2 separate regions of the Homo sapiens genome follow, and region 2 is linked to region 1. A link is an interaction called in ENCODE POLR2A ChIA-PET data of the cell type or tissue named here. Cell type or tissue: GM12878. All regions are shown on one strand. Links, peaks and the distances in the headings refer to the core of each region. The heading gives the core; the rest is flanking DNA.

What was found. ChIA-PET counts read pairs that join two places held together with the same protein. Peaks named below come from ENCODE experiments on the same cell type or tissue, not always from the same donor. Only the 100,000 strongest peaks of a DNase experiment are listed, where the experiment ranks them.
Region 2: POLR2A ChIA-PET joins it to region 1 with 6 read pairs; 1 of 35 experiments calls an interaction of 5 or more read pairs at or near these places.

What each region holds. Positions count from the first base shown.
Region 1 is chrX:46,558,669-46,566,149 of GRCh38, forward strand. It overlaps the pseudogene MKI67P1. Among named protein-coding and RNA genes, the nearest start is that of CHST7, 11 kb to the right of the region's middle. RefSeq lists an enhancer at 3,439-3,968. In GM12878, for the core only: no CTCF peak of the experiment used is centred there; a DNase peak (open chromatin) is centred at 3,813; H3K4me3 peaks cover 516 bases; H3K27ac peaks cover 593 bases.
Region 2 is chrX:47,358,045-47,365,525 of GRCh38, forward strand. No RefSeq gene overlaps it. Among named protein-coding and RNA genes, the nearest start is that of ZNF157, 8.8 kb to the right of the region's middle. RefSeq lists an enhancer at 3,832-4,031. In GM12878, for the core only: a CTCF peak has its summit at 4,375; DNase peaks (open chromatin) are centred at 3,807 and 4,217; H3K4me3 peaks cover 303 bases; H3K27ac peaks cover 1,054 bases.

The DNA of each region.
Region 1 (7,481 bases), core at 771-5,770:
ACCTGTAATCCCAGCACTTTGGGAAGCTAAGGCAGGAGGATTGCTTAAGCCCAGGAGTTCAAGACCAGCCTGGGCAACATAGTGAGACCCGCATCTCTACAAAAATAAACAAAATTAGCCGGGTGTGTTGGCACATGCCTGTGGTCCCAGCTACTTGGGAGGCTGAGGTGGGAGGATCGCTTGAGCCCCAGAGATTGGGGGCTGCAGTGAGCTATGATTGCCGCCACTGCACTCCAGTCTGGGCTTCAGAATGAGTACCCATCTCTTAAAAAAAAAATACTAAAACTAAGTTCTATTACAATTTATGTTTTACTTCTCATAAAATAAATTATACATATTATCACAAGGAAGAAAAATGTGTAAAATTAGAAAAAATTCCTGTGAGAAGCCACTCTTTGCCCAGAAAATATGTTTGTTTATTGATTTATGTTTTTATTAGAAAACTCAAAAGGACCTGGTAAGTGTTCTGCCACTGGATTTCAACAGGAAATCACCATTTCTGCCCTCTGGGAGGTAGTAAAAAAGATTGGAATACCTCCTCTTTTGAAGAGGTCAGGAAGTGTGGTAGATGCTGTCCAGATTCTCCTTCTGGAATAAAGGAAGTATTCTCCAGCTGCTGGGAGCGGTGCCCACAGAAAACCCTCAGCTGTCAGCAACTTCAGTGATTGCCTTGGCTAAAAAGAGCTGCCTCACCCAAAGTTGCATCCTTCTAGGGGTCAGCCTGCATCTAATAGCTGAAAAACAGGGGGCCCAGCCCTCTCCCCTCAACAAGCGACAACTCCGAATAACCACCTCATCTTCAAAGATCACCATGTGGTAGACCAAGAGAGACAATGTTGGGCTTGTGCTGCCACCTGACTTGCCCCTCTGCCCAATCCTACATCCTTCCCTTCCCTTCAATAGATGTTGATCTCAAGGGCCCTCTCTAATAAATCTCCTGGGTGCAGAGTTTGAAACCAGCCTAGCCAACATGGTGAAACCTCATCTCTACTAAAAATACAAAAATTAGCCAGGTGTGGTGGTGGGTGCCTATAATCCCAGCTACTTGGGAGGCTGAGGCAGGAGAATCACTCAAGCCTGGGAGGCGGAGGTTTCAGTGAACAGAGATCGTGCCATTGCACTCTAGCCTGGGTGACAGAGCGAGACTCCATCTCAAAAAAAAAACAAAACAAAAAGATATCCTGGGTGCTAATCTCCAACTCAGAGTCTGCTTCCCAGAGAACTCAACCTATAATGTGAGTGAAATCACAGGGCTTGGACAAGGCTTGCAGGCAAACCCTATATCCATCCACCTTTTCATCCATTAGAGCTCAGAAGCTCAAGGCAGCTTGGGCATTGGAAGTAGAGCCATGAATACCTGGGGTTTATTTTATTTTATTTTAAAATGTATCTTTCAGTAAATTTCATTCTTTTTGGTGTATAGTTCTACGAATTTTGACAAACTCACCAAGCCATGTAACTACTACCACAGTCACGATGCAGAAGAATTCTAATTCCCCCCAAAGAACTACCTAATGCTGTCCTGTTATGGTTGATTCCTCTACTCTGTGCTTAATCCCTGGAAAGACTAATCTGTTCTCTGTCAATATACTTATGCATATTCCAGAATGTCATATAAATGGAATAATACAGAATGTAGACTTTTGAGCCGGCTTCTTTCTCACAGAATAATGTATTTGAGATTCAGCCACACGTGTCATTGTGTGTATCAATAGTCTGTTCCTTTTTATTGCTGAGTAGCGTTCCATTGTATGGTTGATCACAATTTGTTTCTCCATTCACCAGTTGCTTCCAGTTTTTAGCAATTACGACTGAAGCTGCTATCAACATTTGCATATAGGATTTTGTGTGAACATAAGTTTTCATTTCTTTTAAGGAAATATGTAGGCATGGAATTGGTGGAACATGTGGTAAATATATTTTTAACTTTATTTTAAAAACCTGCCAAACTGTTTTTCCAAAGTGGCTGAACCATTTTTGCATTCCCACTAGCAATGTATGAATGTTCCAGTTGTTCTACAGCCTGGCCAGCAATTGGTATTGTCAGTTTTTTTAAGCCATTGTAATAGGTGCATCAGTGGTATTTCATTATGGCTTTAATTTGCATTTTACTGTTGATGTTCAGCAGCTTGTTCATTTCCTTATAGACATCTGCATATCTTCTTTGGTGAAATGGCTGTTCAAATATTTTGCCCTTTTTGTTTGTTTGTTTATCACAAAACTAGCTTTATTATATTTTTCCCAGTTAGATTTCTTTGTTAAATGTCTTCACTGTCCCAGTGACTTCTGGTTCTTATTTTCTTGACGCACACAATGTCCTCAGCCTTCTTTTTTTTTTTTTTTTTTTTTTTGAGATGGAGTCTCGCTCTGTTGCCCAGGCTGGAGTGCAGTGGCGCGATCTCGGCTCACTGCAAGCTCCGCCTCCCGGGTTCACGCCATTCTCCTGCCTCAGCCTTCCAAGTAGCTGGGATTACAGGCGCCCGCCACCACGCCGGGCTAATTTTTTGTATTTTTAGTACAGACGCGGTTTCACCATGTTAGCCAGGATGGTCTCGATCTCCTGACCTCGTGATCCGCCCGCCTCAGCCTCCCAAAGTGCTGGGATTACAGGCGTGAGCCACCGCACCCAGCCCTCAGCCTTCTTTGGATTTTCTGCACGCCTCTTGACATTCCACGTTACTCTGTGCATATTCACTCTCCAAAGTGCTTGCTGCAGACTGGCTTTTCATCTTTCTTGCTCTCAAACACATGGAGTCTGAATTTCCTGCTTCTCCTTTCCCTTCCTGATTCTGCACGAGAACCCCCGCACTCTTCTGCCCTCTGCTCTCCTCTGCCACTTTAGGCTGGGAGCTCTTATTCTGTCTAACAGACCTCAAGCACCTTTTGTTTTCACTGACTTTGCCCCTAGGTATGGGTTTCTGGGCTCCATCATCTGGATTTTGAATGTCCATGTCTTGGGAGGTCTTCATGGGCTTGTTTTCATTTCAGTTTATTTGAATTCTTTCTGCTAATACAATGACCTTAGTTATTTGCTGTTCTACATCAGTCTTACTTTGGCGTCTGGAGAGCAGGGACATTCCCTTATTTTCAGGGACTGAGTCTTGTAATTCGTATTCCTCTTTGTTGGTTTTCATGTTATTGCTGTTCAGATCTTCTGCAGGTTCAATTCTTTTTGCAGAAGTCCTCAGACTTCTCTTCATGATGACCAAGGGTTCGGGTGATTTGCCTCTCACCCTGGGAGCAACCCTCTCTGCTTCTTGCTGGCTGGCAGCTCCTCTATGATTTCCTCTGGTGCAGGCATGCAGTGCGGCCTCTTGGTTCCTGTGACACTTCCATCTTTTCCACATCCCCTCTTGAAGGGCAGTGGGGGCAGGGAGGTGTTGCTTTTGCTTTGTGATTTTACAGTCTCTGGTGCCTACCAGGTCTCCCACGGGTTCTACTTTAGGGGCCTGAAGAACTCTTCTGGATATTTTTAGAGGTTTTCCACTGTCAGGTGCTTGCTTTGGAGCACTTGTAAAGCTATCAGCACCATTTGCCAGTTCCTCAGTGTGGCCTGGTGTTTGAGAGAGCTCTTGGAAGCTGGCCAGATCTTCTAGGGGTTGGGCCTTTTCCTTGGGCACTCTTGGCAATCTCCTGCTGCCAGTTACATTTTCTGGGTCCAGCTTCTGCTTTGCAGGTTGCTTAAATGCTTTCATGCCTTTGCCCTCACCTTCTGGTTCTTTATTGGTGTGCGTGGTCTCCCCTGATGTTTGTGTGAGCTTGCCGACTGCTAATAGCTCTTCTTTCACTTCTACTTTCTGGCCACAAGCCCTGGGCCATTTCTTTGAGCTTGTTGCAGTGTCTACTAGTTCTGGTGGTGATTTGCAGGGTATTTTGGTGGTTTTGTCATGAGTCATTGATTCTTCAGTATGACCTGGTGCTGGGTCTTTGAAGCCAGCCAGGTCTTCTAGGGCTTGCGCCTTTTCCCTGGGTGCTCTTGGCCATCTCCTGCTGCCACTTACACTTGCTGCTGGAGCCAGTGTCTGCTTTGCAGATTCCTTAAATGCTCTGATGCCTTTATCTTCACCTACTGGTCCTTTGCTTCCACGGTTTATTGCCCATTTTTATATTGGATTGTTTGTTTCCTCATTGTTTGGAGAGCTCTTTGTATATTCTGGATACAAGTCCTTTGTTAGATATGTTATTTATAAATAGTTTCTCCCAGTATATTGTTTTTTCATCCTCTTAGCATCTTTTGCAGAGCAACAGCTCATAATTTTCATGAAGTCCAACTTATCAAATTTTTCTGTTATGGATAGTGCTTTTGGTGTCATATCTAAGAATTATTGGCCTAACACCAGAAAACAAAGACTTTCTTCTGTGTTTTCTTCTAAAAGTTATACATCTTATATTTAGGTCTATGATTGATTTTTTTTTTTTTAAACAGGGTGTCGCTCTGTCACCCAGGCTGGAGTGCAGTGGTGTGATCGCTGCTGACTGCAACCTCTGCCTCCCAGGTTCAAGCCATCCTCCCACCTCAGCCTCCCAAGTAGCTCCCAGGCATGTGCCACCATGCCTGGCTAATTTTGTTTTTAATTTTATTTTTTGTAGAGACAGAGTTTCACCATGTTGCCCAGACTGGTCTCAAACACCTGGATTCAAGCAATCCACTCGCCTTGGCCTCCCAAAGTGCTGGGATTACAGGTATGAGCCACCAGGCCCAGCCAGGTCTATGATTAATTTTAAGTGAATTTTTGTAAAAAGTATGGGTAAATTTCTGCACTCTCTATTCTATTACATTGACCTACGTATCCATCCTTGCATCAATACCACACTGTCTTGAGTACTGTGGCTTTATAGTAAGTCTCAAAATTAAGTAGCATGAATCTTCCAATTTTGTTCTTATTTTTAAAAAATGTTTTGAATATTCTAATTTCTTTGCCTCTCCATGTAAATTTTAGAGTCACCATGCTGATATCTATAAAGAATCCTGCTGGGATTTGGACTGGAATTGTGTTGAATCTATAGATAAATTTTTAGAGTATTGACATCTTCACAATATTGAGTCTTCCAATCCATGAACACAGTTCTCCATACATTTCTAAATCTCCATATATTTAGCTCTCTTTTATTTCCTTCATCATTGTTTTGTAGTTTTCAGCACATAGATCTAGGACATATTTGTGAAATGTACACCTAAATATTTCATTTTTCTGGTTTTATTTTATTTTATTTTATTTTTAGATTGAATCTTGCTCTGTTGCCCAGGCTGGAGTGCGGTGGCACGACCTCAGCTCACTGAAACCTCTGCCTCCTGGGTTTAAGCAATTCTCGTGCCTCAGCCTCCTGAGTAGCTGGGATTACAGGCGCCTGCCACTATGCCTGGCTAATTTTTGTATTTTTAGTAGAGACAGAGTTTCACCATGTTGCCCAGGCTGGTCTTGAATTCCTGACCGCAAGTGATCCGGCTGCCTTGGCCTCCCAAAGTGCTGGGATTACAGGCGTGAGCCGCTGCACCTGGCCTTCTTTGGTATTATTGTAAATAGTACTTGTGCGGAGAAGAATGATGGCCCCTAAAGATATCCATGTCCTGATCCTTGGAACCTCTGTTTATGTTCTCTTACATAAATGGTGGCTCTCACAGATAGGTCAAGTCAATATCATGAAGATGTCAATTCTCCTTCCTATGTTATGTTATAAACTTACCAACTTTCAGTAAGAATACCAATAAGCTTTTATTCTGGACCTAAACAAGTTGATACTAAAGTTCATATGAAAAAATAAATATGCAAGAATAGCTACATGGTCTAAGTTTCTTGAACCCATCATGTTCCATTTCCACCTCATTCAGTCAGGTCCTTCTCCACCTTCAGATCTCTGCTCAAGCATCCCCTGTGGGAAGTCTTTACTACACACACACACACACACAGAGAAGACAGAGAGAGAGAGAGAGTGAGAGAGAGAGAGACAGAGAGAGAGAGACAGAGAGAGAGTGTGTGTGGGCAGATGTTTTTTTGAGTCTCGCTCTGTTGCCCAGTCTGGAGTGCGGTGGCACAATCTCGGCTCACTGCAACCTCCGCCTCCCAGGTTGAAGCAATTCTCCTGCCTCAGCCTCCCGAGTATCTGGGACTACAGGCGCCCGCCACCACACCTGGAAAATTTGTATTTTTTAGTAGAGACAGGGTTTCACCATGTTGGCCAGGCTTGTCTCGAACTCCTGACCTCAAGTGATCTACCCACCTTGGCCTCCCAAAGTGCTGGGATTACAGGCGTGAGCCACTGCGCCCAGCCCTGGGGCAGACCTTTATGTTATACACTCTCACAGAACTGCGTTCCTCTCCTTCAAGCACTTGGTTCAGTTTGGGGTTATTCACACATTAGGAGACTGATTTGGTTAAAGTTGGTCTCCTCTCTTAGGCTGGAAGGGACAACAGGGTCAGGGACTGTTTTGCTCATTGTGTACCTCCTCTGCCCAGCACAACCCCAGATACATGATTGCACTTGATACATATTTTTGAATAAATATTTGAATACATAAGAAAAAGTCTGGTCTCTAGGTCCATTGTTTTGAAAGTAGTAAAGATGTGATTTTAGCACCCCTATTTATAATGTTGGAAACCTCATGAAAAACAGAAAAGGAGATTGTAGAGGTAGATTAGAGCCAGACTGTGAAAATCCTTAGAAGGCATGTTGGCCAGGAGCAGTGGCTCACACCTGTAATCCCCACGCTTTGAGAGGCCAGGGCAGGAGAATCGCTTAAGCTTAGGAGTTTGAGACCAGCCTGGGCAACATAGTGAGACCCCATCTCCACAAAATATTAAAAAATTATCCAGGCCCGGTGACACACAGCTGTGGTCCCAGCTACTCAGGAGGCTGAGGTGAGAAGATCCTTTGAGCCTGGGAGGTTGAGGCTTTAGTGAGCCATGATCATACCCCTGCACTCCAGCCTGGGTGACAGAGCAAGATCCTGTCAGAGAGAGAGAGAGAGAAGGAGAGAGAGAGAGAGAGAGAGAGGATAGCAGAAAAAACGAATCAAAAGAAATCTTTTTTTCTTTTTCTCAGTCTAAAATGCTAGTCTTATTTTTTTCTCAGCCAAGCAGGCAGATTCTGCCTTCCCAATCTCTATTCATCTTTTTCTTTCCAACTGCCATCTATTTCAAATTCTCTGCTCTTTCATTCTGTCCCAATAGGTCTTCCTCTCTCAATCCCAATCTATGGGATCCCAGCAAGACTATTTTTGGAAAGTCATTTCTGCTAACGTTACTTACTCCCTCAATACAAATCATCAGTAGTTTGCTATCAAAGCTCAAATGTAAAGTGCTTCTTCCCAGCAGTCAATCAGACAACAAATGCTTGTTGAGCACCTACTATGTGCTTGACACCATGATAAGGTCTGGCATTCAAGACCTCTAACAACATAATTTTCAAACCTTAATGATTTGCATCATTATCCAAAGACCAATTGGAAGCCAAGACAGATTCTGAGCAGAGAAATGGCATTG
Region 2 (7,481 bases), core at 1,659-6,658, 800 kb after region 1:
ATTGCACCACTGCACCCCAGCCTGGCGACAGGGCGAGATTCCATCTCAAAAAAAAAAAAAAAAAAAAAAAAAAGCTGGGCTCGGTGGCTCACGCTGTAATCCCAGCACTTTGGGAGGCCGAGGCGGGCGGATCACGAGGTCAGGAGATCGAGGCCATCCTGGCTAACACAGTGAAACCCCATCTCTACTAAAAAAAATACAAAGAAATTAGCCGGGCGTGGTGGCGGGCGCCTGTACTCCCAGCTACTCGGGAGGCTGAGGCAGGAGAATGATGTGAACCAGGGAGGCGGAGCTTGCAGTGAGCCGAGATCTTGCCACTGCACTCCAGCCTGGGCAACAGAGCAAGAGACTCCATCTAAAAATAAAAAATAACAGTAAAAATAAAGAAATACCTGAGACTGGGCAAAGAAAAGAGGTTTAATTGGCTCATGGTTCCACAGGCTATACAGGAAGCATGGTGCTGGCATCTGCCCAGCTTCTGAGGAGGGCTCAGGAAAATTACGATCATGACAGAAGGTGAAGAGGAAGCAGGCACGACTTAAATGGCTGCAACAGGAAGAGAGAGGGGGAGGTGCTACATACTTTTAAATAACCAGATCTTTTGATAACTCACTCACTCACTATCGAGAGAACAGCACCAAGAGGATGATGTTAAACCGCTCATGAAGGAACACCCCTATGATCCAATCAACTCCCACCAGGCTCCACCTCCTACTTTGGGGATTACAATTCAACATGAGATTTGGGAGAGGACACAGATCCAAACCATATCAGATGGGGGTCTCACTACGTTGCCCAGGCTGGTCTCAAACTCCTGGCCTCAAGTGATCCTCCTGTTTCAGCTTCCAAAAGTGCTGGGATTACAGGAGTCAGCCACTGTGACTGGTCTCCTTTTCCTACACTCCACTCTCACTCAGCACTTCTGATACCAGATGTGTGGAGGTTCCCCAGTGCCCCCTGCCCCCCAGCAAATTTCTGGCACATTCTCCAGCAAACACCAGTTCAGTGTCCTCTAATTCAATTCCATTCCAACATTACCTACCTGGAAGTCAGATCCCCTAGAGTTATAGTAGGCAGCTAGTTAGGCATGAGCAGGGCAGGAGAAGGCTTTCCTCCCACACCTAGGACCAGCAATGTCAGGTGACCATCAGGTGATGGTCTCAGTATCATGGGCTCAGTATCACAAAACCTCCCCCAACTTCAGATGCCAATGGCAAGCACAGGTTGTGACCTATGCTTCTTCTTCTTCTTTTTTTTTTTTTGATGGAGTCTCTCTCTGTTTCCCAGACTGGAGTGCAGTGGTGCTATCTCGGCTCACTGCAGCCTCCACCTCCCAGGTTCAAGCGATCCTCCTGCCTCAGCCTCCTGAGTAGCTGGAACTACAGGCACGAGCCACCTCACCTGGATAATTTTTGTATTTTTAGTAGAGATGGAGTTTCACTCTGTTGGCCTGGCTGGTCTTGACTCCTGACCTTAAGTAATCCATCTACCTCAGCCTCCCAAAGTGCTGGGATTATAGGTGTGAGCCACCATGCCCGGCCCCAGGCTAGTCTTGAATTCCTGGGCTCAAGCAATCCTCCCACCTCGACCTCACAAAGTGTTTGGATTACAGGCATGAGCCACCGCTGATGCTTTTGGTTTTTTATGGAGGCTTCATTACCTAGACATGATCGGTTAAACCATTGGCCATTGGTGATCAAGTCAATCTTCAGCCACTCTCCCCTCCCAGGAGGTTGGGGGTGGGGCTCAAAGTCCCAACTCCCTATTTAGTTGCTCAGCCCCCAACCTGAAGCTATCTAGAGGCCCCCAGCCACCAGTCATCTCATTAACAAGCAAAAGACACTCTTATCATTCTGGATATTCCAAGGGTTTTTGGAGCCATTTGTCCGGAAACTGGGACAAAACCAAATATATATGCCACAATATCACTCAGCTCCATCACCATCAATGGCATGTTATTGAGGCTGGGTGCGGTGCCTCACCCCTGTAATCCTGGCACTTTGGGAGGCCAATATGGGAGGATCACTTGAGCCCAGGAGTTTGAGACAAGCCTGGGCAACGTGGCAAAACTCTGTCTCTACAAAAATTAGCTGGGGTGTGGTGACTTGCACCTGTAGTAGCAGCTACTCAGGAGGCTGAGATGGGAGGATCACCTGAGCCTGGGAGGTCAAGGCTGCAGTGAGCTGTGGTCATGCCACTGCACTCCAGCCTGGGTGACAGAATGAAACCCTGTCTCAAAAAAAAGTCATGTTGTCTAGAATTGTGCCATCAGATAAGGCCGAAATAGCCACATGGTTATTGAGCACTTGAGGCTAATGAGGCCAGGTACAGTGGTCATGCCTGTAATCTCAGCATTTTGGGAGGCTGAAGCAGAAGGATTGTTTGAACCCAGGAGATCGAGGCTGCAGTGAGCTATGATTGTACCACTGCCCTCCAGCCTGGGCGACAGAGCAACACCTTGTTTCCAACAAAAAACAAAACAAAACAAAACAAAACAAAAAACTATGAGGCTAATCAGATTGAGGAACTGAATTTCTAAATTTATTCATTTTAGTTAATTTAACATTTAAATTAGATACTCACACACCCACTATGTACCCACAAAAGTAAAAAATAAAAAAAATTAACACACACACAATAAAATAGATAATTAAATTATTGGAAAACTTTTAAAGTATATTTGGAATGACTTGTGAATTTGTTGTTGTTTGTTTATTTATTTCTAGAGACAGGATCTTTCTTTGTTGCCCAGGCTGGAGTATGGTGGCACAATCATAGCTCACTGCAGCCTGGAACCTCTGGCCATAAGCCATCTCCCCTCCTCAGCCTCCTGAGTAGCTGGAACCACAGGGGAGCACCACGATGACTAGCTAATTTTGTTTAGTTTTTGTAGAGACAGGGTCTCACTGTGTTGCCCAGGCTAGTCTGGAACTGCTGGCCTTAAGCAATCCTCCCTCCTTGGCCTCCCAAAGTACTGGGATTACAGGCATAAGCTACTGTGCCTGGCCACTTGTGAATATTTTTGTTTTTGTTTTTTGAGAGAGTTTCGCTCTTGTTGCCAGGCCAGAGTACAATGGCATGATCTTGGCTCACCGCAACCTCCACCTCCCGGATTTAAGCGATTGTCCTGCCTTAACCTCCCAGGCACATGCCACCACACCCGGCTAATTTTTTGTATTTTTAGTAGACACGGGGTTTCTCCATGTTGGCCAGGCTGGTCTCAAACTCTTGACCTCAGGTGATCCACCCACCTCGGCCTTCCAAAGTGCTGGGATTCCAGGCGTGTGCCACCACGCCAGGAATGTTAACCTATGTTTTCAACTAAATTTTGTGAAATCTAAGTACAAATCAAGTATTTCTGATGAAAATTTAGCTTTCAAAATTGAGATGTGCTGTCAGTGTAAAATACACATCTGATTTCACAGTGTTATTACCACAAAAAGAATGCCAAATATCTAGGTAATTTTAAAAATTTATTACCTGTTGAAATAAGAATGTTTGGTTAATGTAGTTCAAACAAAGTATGTTATTAAAGTTAATTTAACTTATTTCTTTTCCTTTTTGTGTCATCTGTCTGCAACCTCTCATGTTACATCTCCTCCCTGTCTTCCACTTGGGTTGGAAATTGAGGCTCCTGTTCTGTGTCAAAGTGATTTAGTCTCTCAGGCATTAAGATGCTTCATTCTTAATGATGTAATTTGAACCGCAAAATTATTTCGCCTAGTGACAAGGATGTTCGCATTTCATTGGCCATGGAGACTAAAGCTTGCCTCCCACACAGAGCCATTGGCTAGCTGCACCATCTCTCCAAAGCAACCTCGGGCTGTGCCCCCACCCACTTCAAATACCTCCAGCTGTGCTATTTACCTGCACCCTCCCCGTCAGGCTATGTCCGTCCTGCCCCTTCCTTGCACTGGACAATGGGGACTTCTGCTGATTTACAGATCAGGCAGCCTCATATTGACCTGGGAGACCAGAGCCTGTTTCTTATATTCAGCCATTAGCTAACTGCGCCTTCTGTCCACAGCTTCTCAAGCTAGGCTTTGGCTGCCTCGCTTCACATGGCAACGGGGTTAGTTACTACCTAGTAACAGTTTACCATGACTGCCATAGGCTGAAGAGACTAAAGCCCATCTTCTCGTGCATTCATTGGCTAACTATTTATAGCAACTCAGGTCCCTTTCACCCTGCACATAGCAACAGGGGCTTCTCCCTAGAACAGGCTGCTACTTCATCCCATTGGCCACCAGGAACCAGATCCCACCTCCCCGATGCAGCCACTGGTCAGCTGCACCATCTGTCTACAACTCCCCAGATTTGGTCTAGACAAGAAATCTCAAACTGCTGGTTTCTATGAACTCTGCTGCCACCACTGCTCATCTGGCTGGACCTCGAACTTGGTCATTTGTTATCTAATCCACCGTCAATAACTCCCTTGTCAAAATCTAAAATCTGGGCCCCTGTTAACATTTTCACCACTTCTGGACCAACTTTAAACCCCATCTTTTTTTTTTTTGGTGAGACAGTCTCGCTCTATCGCCCAGGCTGGTGTGCAGTGGCGCGATCTCGGCTCACTGCAACCTCTGCCTCCCGGGTTCAAGCGATTCTCCTGTCTCAGCTTCCCGAGTAGCTGAGATTACAGGCGTGAGCCACCACACCCAGCTAATTTTTGTTTTTTTGGTAGAGACAAGGTTTCACCATGTTGGCCAGGCTGCCCGCTTCGGCCTCCCAAAGTGCTGGGATTACAGGCGTGAGCCACCACGCCCGGCTTCCCAGCAGTATTTAGTCTGACCTCAATCTAGTGCTCTGATAACTCTTCCACCATCACTGCCTTTCTGCAGCTTAGCATTCAGCCTTTAACTATTCCCCCAGCAATACCCCGCTGACCTGAAGCCTGAATCAGGCCTATTCATTTTTCCACCGTCAATACATACTAGGACTGATCTCAAACTTCACCTCTGTGAACTCTTCCAACATTAATGACCTTGATAAAGACTACCAAGGTCACATCCATAGTCGCAAAAGAGATGGGTTTATTAACCTGCTGCGGCAAGGAAGACCACGCCCCACAGGAACTGTGGGGATGTCTCACCTAAGGTAACTTAACTTGTTCCAGTTTGCCCAGGACTTTCCTGCTTTTAGTACTGAATGCCCTTGTCCCAGTAAACCCTATTCCTGGGCAAACAGAGTTGGTTGATCACCTTAGTGTCAATGAACAAAGGAAGAAATGGGATTAGTATAGGATATAGGAGTGGAGTTTAGGTAAAGTTTAAATGAAGCAGTGTTTTGACAAGCCCAAAGCAAAGGAGGTTGGTATGGAAAAGGATTAACATTAGGTTCAGACTGTGAAGCAGACCTAGGGTCCTTTTTCTTTAGAAACACAAAAGAAGCTGGGCGCAGTGGCTCACGCCTGTAATCTCAGCACTTTGGGAGGCTGAGGCAGTTGGATCACCTGAGGTTAGCAGTTGGAGACCAGCCTGGCCAACTTGATGAAACCCTGTCTCTACTAAAAATACAAAAATTAGCTGAGTGTGGTGGCACATGCCTGTAATCCCAGCTACTCGGGAGGCTGAGGCAGGAGAATCGCATGAACCCGGGAGGCGGAGGTCACAGTGAGTGGAGATCACACACTGCACTCCAGCCTGGGCAACAGAGCGAGACTCTGTCTCAAAAAAACCCACAAAAGATAGGCTGCGTGCAGTGGCTCAGGCCTGTAATCCTAGCACTTGAGGTGGGTGAATCCCTTGAGCCCAAGAGTTTAAGACCAGCCTGGGCAACACAGTAATATCTTGTCTTTACAAAAAATGAACAAAGGTAGCCGGGCGTTGTGGCGTGTGCCTGTAGTCTGTCAGCTACTTGGGAGGCTAAGGTGGGAGGATCACTTGAGCCTAGGAGGTTGAGGCTGCAGTGAGCTGTGATCATGCCACTGCACTTCAGCCTGGGTGACAGAGTGAGACCCTATCTCAGAAAAAAAAGAAAAGAAAAAAAAACACTAAACATAGATGTGAAGTTTTGGCTTCAGATACCCATTATCTGAAGCTCTGCACCTGGGTCAGAAATCAAGGCTGTTTCTCTGTGTCAAAGTAACTTAGATCCTCCAGGGAAGAGTAGGAGGTTTTATTCTTATTGATATTATTTCAAACAGGAAATTTTCCGATAGTCTATGATTTTAGATAACAAGGTTTCTCTGCAGGGCTAGGACTAGGGTAAGGTGAGGGAGGCATTCGCCTTAAGTGTAAAATGTAAGGGGGTACCAAAAAAACTCAGTAATCAAGATCAATACCATTTGACTGATTGAGACAGTGTTTCGCTCTGTCCCTTAGGCTGCAGTGCAGTGGTGCGATCATGGCTCACTGCAGTCTGGACCTCCCAGGCTCAAGAGATCCTCCCACCTCCTCACCTCCTGAGTAGCTGGGACTACAGGTGCGCGTCACCATGCGCAACTAATTTTGTTTATTTTTTGCAGAGACAAGGTATGTTGCCCAGGCTGGTCTCAAGTGATCTGCCCACCTCGGCCTTCCCCCAAATTCTGGGATTACAGGCGTGGACTATCGCGCCCAGCCAAGATCAATAACATTTTTTGTTTGTTTGAGATGGAGTCTCGCTCTTTCACCCAGGCTGGAGTGCAGTGATGTGATCTCGGCTAACTGCAACCTCCACCTCCCGGGTTCAAGCTATTCTCCTGTCTCAGACTCCTGAGTCACTGGGACTACAGGCACGCACCACTATGCCCGACTAATTTTTGTATTTTACTAATACAAGAGATGGAGTTTCACCATGTTAGCCAGGTTGGTCTCGAACTCCTGACCTCAGGTGATCCACCCACTTTGGCCTCCCAAAGTATTGGGATTACAGGTGTGAGCCATGGCGCCAGGCCTCCTCCCCTCCCCTCCCCTCTCCTCTCCTTTCCTTTCTTTTTTAGACAGGGTATCACTCTGTTGACCAGGATGGAGTGCTGTGGTGCGATCTCTGCTCACTTGCAACCACTGCCTCCTGGGTTCAAGCCATCTTCCCACCTCAGCATCCTGAGTAGCTGAGACTACAGATGCACACCACCACACCCGTTAAGTTTTGTATTTTTGGTAGAGAAGGGTTTTGCCATTTTGCTGAGGCTGGTCCTGAACTCCTGACCTCAAGCGATCCTCCTGCACCCTCTTCCCAAAGTGTTGGGATTACAGGCATGAGCTGCCGCGCCTGGCCGCGCCTGGCTGTTTTCTAAGCATTTTTCTTTTTTTAAAATAAATTGAAATGTGGTCTCACTCTGTCACCCAGGCTGGAGTGCAGTGGTGCAATCATAACTCACTGCAGCCTCTAACTCCTGGGCTGATGCGATCCTCCCACCTCAGCCTCTTGAGTAGCTAGGACTACAGGCGTGTGCCACCACACCTGGCTAATTTTTGTATTTTTAGTAGAGACGAGTTTCATCATGTTGCCCAGGCTAGTCTCGAACTCTGGATCTCAAGTGATCCGCCCACCTCAGC